Regions from separate parts of the Homo sapiens genome. Here region 2 is linked to region 1. A link is a loop called in an ENCODE intact Hi-C map of the cell type or tissue named here. Cell type or tissue: right lobe of liver. All regions are shown on one strand.

Region 1 (4,000 bases):
ATATACACTCACTGTCACACACATGCACACAACCACACACTACATACAACCACATACAACCCCACACACTCCTAAACACTCATGCTCACAACCACACACTCAACCACACACACAACCATATGCACTCAACCACACAGAACCACCTACACGGCCACTCATATTCACTCTCACACAGTGACATACACACAACCACACACAACTACACACTCACAACCACACACACAACTGCATACTCACACACTCTCACACACTCATACACACAACCACACACACAACCGCACATTCACAACTACACACAACCATACAGAACCTCTCACACCACCACACATTTGCAATCACACACAACCACTCACACACTCATCCACACACGCACTCAACACTCAGCCCCACATCTTTGGGCCTGTGGGGTCTTTTTTTCGCATCTGTCCTCTCCGACAACTCACTGTTGTTCAGTTATCAACCTTTAAAACACTCTTACGAGACTGAAATTAAAAAAAAAATTCTTTGCATTTGCTGCTGGTGACGTCCTGGCTCTCCAGGGCACGGGGTCCACAGCAGAGACCCCCTTGCCCAGGTCTAAGGTTGGCCTGGCCTGCATAGCTGGTGGGGCTTCTAGAATGACCACAGGGTGTTGTTCCCTGTAATTTTCAGGCTGTGACATCCCACCCAGCCCCAACCCATCCCTCCTGTGAGTGGGGTCGGGATCCCAGTTGCCACGCCCAGAGCTCCGACCACCCCACCTGGGCCTTTCACCACCTCCCCACTCCCCCGTGCACTGCACCCCCACCCTGTCCTGGGGGCTGAAACAGCTCCTCCCCAACCCAGGGCTGCTGCTCCGAGGTACAAATGGAACCCTCCCTGTCTCGGATCCTCTTCTTTCAGCGCAGCCACAGGCTGTGAATGACCCCACAGGCAGGTGTCAGGAGGGAGATCATTTAATTCATGGTCCAAACTGAGACAGGTTTGCAAGTGAAAGGAGGCACTATTTATAATCACAGCAGAGTACAACTGACAGATATAAACCAGGACGTCCCAGCAAACTGGATGGATGGTCACTCTCTTTCAAGCCAATAACTCCGACTCTGTGTGCCCAAATACAGCAGGCATTGGTCACACCTTGCCTGCTCCTGCTGCCTCCTTGGCCGTAACTTGTCACACCTTGCCTGCTCCTGCTGCCTCCTTGGCCGTACCTTGTCACACCTTCATGCTTGTCCCTCATGAGTCAGGCCAGGCATCACCTTGGCCAGGAAGCCTCCTGGTCCCCAGAATGGAAGACGTGCCCATTCTGTGTCCACATTGCCACCTCCCCAGGCTCAAAGGCAGAGACCTGGCCTTGCCCCCAGCACATCACAGGTTCTCCATGGAGGTTCCAAGTGTCTGCCTCACGAGCTGCGAGATGCAGGTTCTGGTCCCGGCTCTGCCATTGACTTACAGACTGGACATGGAGCGTCTCAGTTTTTCCCTGTGAGGTGGAGAGGAAAAGGGCAGCATGTGATCCCTCGCTGCCCACAGCTGTTGGACGGGCAGTTTGCCTGAACTCGCCTTTCTTGCTCCCCAGGTCCTGGGGTCCTAAAAGGGGCATGGAGGAGGGGGTGACCTGTCAGGGAGGCCAGGTTTCTTGTATCTTCCTATTATCCCATGTCCTCCCCTGAAGCCACTGCATTCACGGCCCTGTGCAGCCCAGTAGGGAACACGAGAAGGTAGGGCTTGGACTTCTGATCTGGAACCGGGATCTCCTCTCCTTCCAGGGGTTCCCAGCCCTGCATCCTGTGGGGCCAGCCTCCGGGACCAGGGTACCCTCTCCGTGGGACCTTTACCCATATCCTTCCATTTAAGGACACCCGCCATTCCAAAACGTGCCACCAGAGGGCAGCCTCCGCGTTGGTCCTTGAGACCAGGTGCCTGAGCTGGACCTAGTGGCCTGACTCTCCCGATGTCAGAGTCCGGGCCTCTGCTGGATCTTGTATTAGAGGGCTGGGGAGAACAGGCTAGGATTCCTGGGCTTCTCCGGGGACCACTAGAGTCAGCTGGGAGCCAGGGAAGTCCTTCCTGAGAGCGGCTCAGGCTCTTTTCTGCTGTAGCCCGAGAGAAGAGATGCAGGGGAGGCCCCAGGGACTGTGGGTGCTGGCCTGGGTCAGGACATTCATAGTGAAACCAGAGAGATCTTGCAGTGAGATTCATTTCGTGCAGCGCACCTGCCTCGGGGCAGGGCTGGGAGGCACGGGGAGGCGATAGAGCCCATGTGGTGGCGGTGGCTGCGGGAGGGACCGGCGCTTATCTGATGGGCCTGGCCTTTCTCACAGCTCGGTGGAGCCGCCCTGCCAGGCCCATCTTGGCCGGTGGGTCGGGGCTCCGCAGGCCCCGTGGGCTCAGCCTCCCCACCTGCCTGGTGGGCAGGGAGGCCTTGAGCCTGGGAAAGGCGCGGGCGGCCACTGCTGGAGGGGAGCGGGCACCGTGGGGCTGCGCGCTGCGGCGGGCTCCCCCCACAGGCTCCAAGACACGTCAAAACCGGGTACAAAAAATTGGGGCAATCTACGTGTTTACTTCTAACAAATGAATGCTTGTAACGTAAAAACAAGACTTTGCACACCACCGGGGCTGTTCGGATCCGAGAACGCATGGGTTCACGGGACCCTGTGGGTGGAGGCCCAGCTGGATGTGGCCCCTGGGTGGCGGCATCCTCAGCTCTGCCGGTGGCTGGGGGACTGTGCGTGGAAGGTCGGTGAGGGACCCCAGAAAAAAGTCTAACAGCCAAAGGCGGAGGTTGCAGTGAGCTGAGATTGTACCACTGCACTGTAGCCCTGACGACAGAGGGAGACTCCATCTCAAAAGAAAAACAACATTTTTGGTTTTGTTTTTTTTTTTGCTCATTAGCTATCGTTAGTGTTAGTGTATTTTATGTGTGGCCCAAGACAATTCTTCTTCCAATGTGGTCCAGGGAAGCCAGAAGATTAGGCCCCCTTGGTCTAAGGCAAAGCAGTCTCAGGGTCAGAAGACCTCCACCCCAGCTCGGGCCTGGGTGACCCTCCCTGCAGAGTGCCTCTCTGAGAGCAGGGTACCAGCCACTTGCAGGGGACTGAGCTATCTGCTGGAGGAGGGTTCAAAACTGGCCCCCAGTCCTGTGCTTATGTGAGTCACCAGTGGGCTACCCAGCGCCACCACTCAGGCCCTGCAGACGGATGTCTGTGGAAGCACTTTCACAGCGACATGTCACAGGGATGGAGAACTGTGGATGAGGACTCTCCAGGCTGACCAGCCGGCTCTGCCCTGACCATGGGTTGGGACCCCAATCAACCTAGCTGGGGCTGGGCCCTGCCAGAAGGGGCGCACTAGCCTGGCCTGACCATGGGATGGAAATGGGACATTGTCTGGGGGAGAGGGGAGTGGGGCCAGCCCTATGTTATCTCCCCTTTTCAAAGAAGGAAAAACCCGGCACAGAGAGAGGGAATCATCGGCCCAAGGCCTCACATCTGGTAAGCGGGGAGCTGGAGTAACCAGACCCTGAATCCTGGGGGTCTGGTAACCGTGATCCTGGGAGGCTTGGCCACGTGGTCCTGGGGCTTCCTGGCCCCCTCCTGGCCTGAGGCACTCATCCCAGCCCCGTTGATTTGATGGGCAGAGACCCAGACCTGCCAATGGCTGGGTGTGGCCAGCCTCGTGAACTGAGCGGGGCCCGGTGGCTTCTGCCCAGAGCTGCCTTTGATCTCAAAAGTAGGCTACCCCCATAGGTGAGACCCGATGTGGGCGCTGCTGTGCTAACCCCATGCCCCAGGACCACTGAAACCTCTCTTGAGCCTCCCTGGACCAAACTACCTGGTTGCTCTCAGTCCCTTCCACAGCCCCTCGTCCTCCACCTGCCCCTGCAGTGCCCTGGGGCTCCCTCCAGCGCTCCCATCTCCTCACTTTTTGGTTTTTTTTTTTGAGATAGAGTCTCACTGTCTTGCCCAGGCGGGAGTGCAGTGGTGGGATTTTGGCTCACTGCAACCTCCGCCTCCCGGGT
Region 2 (4,000 bases), 540 kb after region 1:
GAATTCAGGCTGTCCATTCCAGGGCTGACCTTGCATCTCCTTCCTGGCCTGCTAATGACTGAAGGAGACGTGCGGGCACGGCCTCAGCCTTACATTGTCTGGGGCATGGCAGTGGCTGAGTCTGTAAAACTGGACCTCATGGAGAAATCCACAGAATCTCTGGCTCAGGGAAGACCTGGAGATCCCTTCACCAGCTGGGCTCCTGCCACTGGACCTCTGCCCAGGACGTGGAGACAGCCAGGAAAGTGGTGGGACACTGGAACCCCCCTCCCGCAGGCAGCAGCCAGGATTTGCTCAGGTGTGGTCGGGCATGGTGCCCCGGCGCGCCAGCCAGAAGATCCAGCTCTCTCCTTAAGGGATAGCTGGCTCTGATGGTGACCATGGCTTTTGGCAGAGCCTCAGGACGAAAATGTCCACCCACATGGTACTGGAGCAGAAAGAGCCCCTGATTCCTCGGTGGCCAGGTAGGGACTGGGGAAGGAGGCTCCAGCTTCTAAATAGATTCCCCCCAAAGGGAATCTCCTTGTCCTCCTGCGACTTTCCCCCAAAGCAGACCAAATGAGGTATGACACAGAATATTCTGCTCTGGCCAAAGGTTCACCTCACCAGAGCTTGCTTCTTAGGTGAGCCCAGCCCAGGCATGGGCCTCCTTGGTAGGCAGAGGGGGCGTTCCAGAGCATGGCCATTGATGCACTGGTCTCTCTGTGTCTTCCTGAGGTCATCAGTAAGTTAACGCTGGACAATTACCCTCTACCTGGGCGCTGCTTAGGGCTTTGGGGGAGACCAGGGCGAGCAAGATATGCTTAGCTCACCCCAGAACTCCAGAGCCAGCTGAGAAGGCCAAGATCACAAAGCAAATGCCCAGGTTAGGGAACTTCCTGTAGCAAGAGGAGAAGAAGCACGTTCCATTCCTAGGCCTGGTGTGTGCAAAGGTGTGGGTGTGAATCATATTCCAAGCATAGAGAATCCACAGTGGCCAGAACTGGGGCATGGCTGATGGGGTGTGGAGAGAGAGTGGATCGAGCTTTCTGAAGGGTCCTTTCCCTGTGACTTAATGACATGGTGGGGTGCAGGAGGAGGTGGCCTGTGAGAGTCCTGGCTGCTCCACAGGGCAGGTATGGGCACACCTGGGCAGGGTGCCTTTCCAGACCTTGTAGATCACATCAGGAGGCAGGCGTGATGCAGAGAAGAGAGCCTCAGCTGCGAGCCAGTGGGACCACATGTTTGCTGCGTCCCCATTTTCTGCATGGGTAGGGGATGGAGGGGCTCCAGCACTGAGCCATGCCCTAAGCTGCCTTTCCCTAGAGCCTACCCCAAGATCCCTCCAGCCTGGATGTCCACAGCCAGCAGCCCATAAGCAGTTCCCTGGGAGCCATGTGGCAGATCCGCTAATACTGTCCTCTCCTCTGTTTGCTTTTCAGGAATAAAGTTCAACATCAGGCCAAGGCAGCCCCACCACGTAAGTTCTGAGAGTCAGATAAATCTCAGTGCACACAGCCCTTGGGAAACTGGGGAGGGCTGGGAAGAAAATTAGGAGCTCACATTGGATCCATTCTTGGAAAGAAAAATGTGTCCAGCCTTTCCCAGGAGCCTTGGGAACAAAGCCCAGGGCTCTGGACCCATGAATTTTCCCTTCCTTGTTAGAAGGCTTCTTTGCACGGTGCTAATAGAGGCCGTAAATCTGAGCCCGCCTGCAGGCCACCTATTCCCGCCACCCTCTCCCAGGCCAGGTTCCTGGGAGGACCGCGCCATCTTGTGGCCGAAATGACACTTACACCTCAGCGGGAGGGAGGCCTTTGGGTGCCGGGCCAGGGCTCAGACCGGAGGGGTCTCACCTACAGAGTCAGCCTGTCTCCCTCACCTGAGAGGGACAGGAACCCCAGCCGTGGTGAGAGCCTGACCTGTGTGGCCCTCAGTGCCCAGCTGTCCTTTCCACTCAGATAACCACTTCTCTTCTTGCCCCAGGACCTCCCACCAGGCGGCTCCCAGGATGGTGACTTGAAGGAACCCACAGAGAGGGTCACTCGGGACTTATCCAGTGGGGCCCCGAGGGGCCGCAACCTGCCAGCGCCTGACCAGCCTCAACCCCCGCTGCAGAGGGGAACCCGTCTGCGGCTCCGCCAGCGCCGTCGCCGTCTGCTCATCAAGAAAATGCCAGCTGCGGCGACCATCCCGGCCAACAGCTCGGACGCGCCCTTCATCCGGCCGGGACCCGGGACGCTGGATGGCCGCTGGGTCAGCCTGCACCGGAGCCAGCAGGAGCGCAAGCGGGTGATGCAGGAGGCCTGCGCCAAGTACCGGGCGAGCAGCAGCCGCCGGGCCGTCACGCCCCGCCACGTGTCCCGTATCTTCGTGGAGGACCGCCACCGCGTGCTCTACTGCGAGGTGCCCAAGGCCGGCTGCTCCAATTGGAAGCGGGTGCTCATGGTGCTGGCCGGCCTGGCCTCGTCCACTGCCGACATCCAGCACAACACCGTCCACTATGGCAGCGCTCTCAAGCGCCTGGACACCTTCGACCGCCAGGGTATCTTGCACCGTCTCAGCACCTACACCAAGATGCTCTTTGTCCGCGAGCCCTTCGAGAGGCTGGTGTCCGCCTTCCGCGACAAGTTTGAGCACCCCAACAGCTACTATCACCCGGTCTTCGGCAAGGCCATCCTGGCCCGGTACCGCGCCAATGCCTCTCGGGAGGCCCTGCGGACCGGCTCTGGGGTGCGTTTTCCCGAGTTCGTCCAGTACCTGCTGGACGTGCACCGGCCCGTGGGGATGGACATTCACTGGGACCATGTCAGCCGGCTCTGCAGCCCCTGCCTCATCGACTACGATTTCGTAGGCAAGTTCGAGAGCATGGAGGACGATGCCAACTTCTTCCTGAGCCTCATCCGCGCGCCGCGGAACCTGACCTTCCCCCGGTTCAAGGACCGGCACTCGCAGGAGGCGCGGACCACAGCGAGGATCGCCCACCAGTACTTCGCCCAACTCTCGGCCCTGCAAAGGCAGCGCACCTACGACTTCTACTACATGGATTACCTGATGTTCAACTATTCCAAGCCCTTTGCAGATCTGTACTGAGGGGCGCCGCAGCTGGCCGGGGCCGCCCTGCCCCGGTCACTCACCTGTGCTCCCGGGCATCCTCCTGTCCCTGGCTCCTCATCCTGGGAGCAACAGGGCTCTGAGGACGTGAGGAGCCATCGCTGTGGGAGGCAGCAGGCCCCGGGTGGGGGGCAGAGGCGCCCAGCCTTGGATGGGGACCCCAGCCCCTGGCCTGTACCTGTTTCCTCATTCCTTGGCTGAGGGAGAGGCTGAGAACTGGGCAGACACCCCTGGAGCTCAGCCGACAGTTTTGATGAGCAGGGAAGTCTGAGGCCCAGAGGACGGGGGGCCCAGCGGTAAGGGATGTCCCGCACTCCCTTAGCCATTGCCTTGGACCAAACCACGTGGTTTGCAGCTTTTCTACGAGCCAGGGGGGAGGTTCCCTTGGATTAAGGTTCCAAATAAAGCACATGGTTTCCAGAGCAGCGGTGTGTACTCTGTGGTGGCGTGGGAGCACGTGGACCCTGGGCTGGGCTTTCTGGGGCTCTTTCTGCCTTCCCGGGGCAGCTTGAGCCAGGTGCTGCAGGCCCCACTGCAGAGAAGTCCAGTTCAGGAGCAGCTTCCTGGGAGAAGAGCACAGAGGACCCAGCGGCTCTCAGCCAGGACCTGCAGGCGTCTGAGGCTAGGTCCCAGTCAACTGGGGTGCTTCCGTCTCAGTCCTGGCACATTAATCCTGAAAGGAAAAGATAGGCCTGTTCCTATGGGGGCCTCCTGGGGTGTCTTCTTATCAGTGCACCTTGCAGGGGCCTCTGGGGACTGCCAGAGCAGTAGCCAGCTCTCCAGGCAAGCTGCCAATCAGGGCTGAGGCCGGAGCCAGGGGGCACGGGGCATGCATCTCGGTGGGTGTGGTACTCCCAGCAGGAAGCAAGGCTGTCCCTGGCTTTCTGCACCTCTGAGCCAAGCAGGA

What was found. Peaks named below come from ENCODE experiments on the same cell type or tissue, not always from the same donor. Only the 100,000 strongest peaks of a DNase experiment are listed, where the experiment ranks them.
Region 2: a loop joins it to region 1, with 5 times the contacts of the local background. A loop is called at or near these places in 81 of 110 quality-filtered maps.

Annotation. Positions count from the first base shown.
Region 1 is chr19:33,233,566-33,237,565 of GRCh38, forward strand. No RefSeq gene overlaps it. Among named protein-coding and RNA genes, the nearest start is that of SLC7A10, 9.7 kb to the left of the region's middle. RefSeq lists enhancers at 522-691, 1,629-1,778 and a cis regulatory region at 607. In right lobe of liver, a CTCF peak has its summit at 1,861 (motif pointing right); a DNase peak (open chromatin) is centred at 1,896; H3K4me3 peaks cover 446 bases; H3K27ac peaks cover 641 bases.
Region 2 is chr19:33,769,992-33,773,991 of GRCh38, forward strand. CHST8 (carbohydrate sulfotransferase 8) reads left to right here. Exons shown (of 5, transcript NM_001127895.2): 4 at 1,422-1,459; 5 at 1,966-3,515. The coding sequence ends at 3,072. Among named protein-coding and RNA genes, the nearest start is that of KCTD15, 25 kb to the right of the region's middle. In right lobe of liver, a CTCF peak has its summit at 1,758 (motif pointing left); a DNase peak (open chromatin) is centred at 1,750.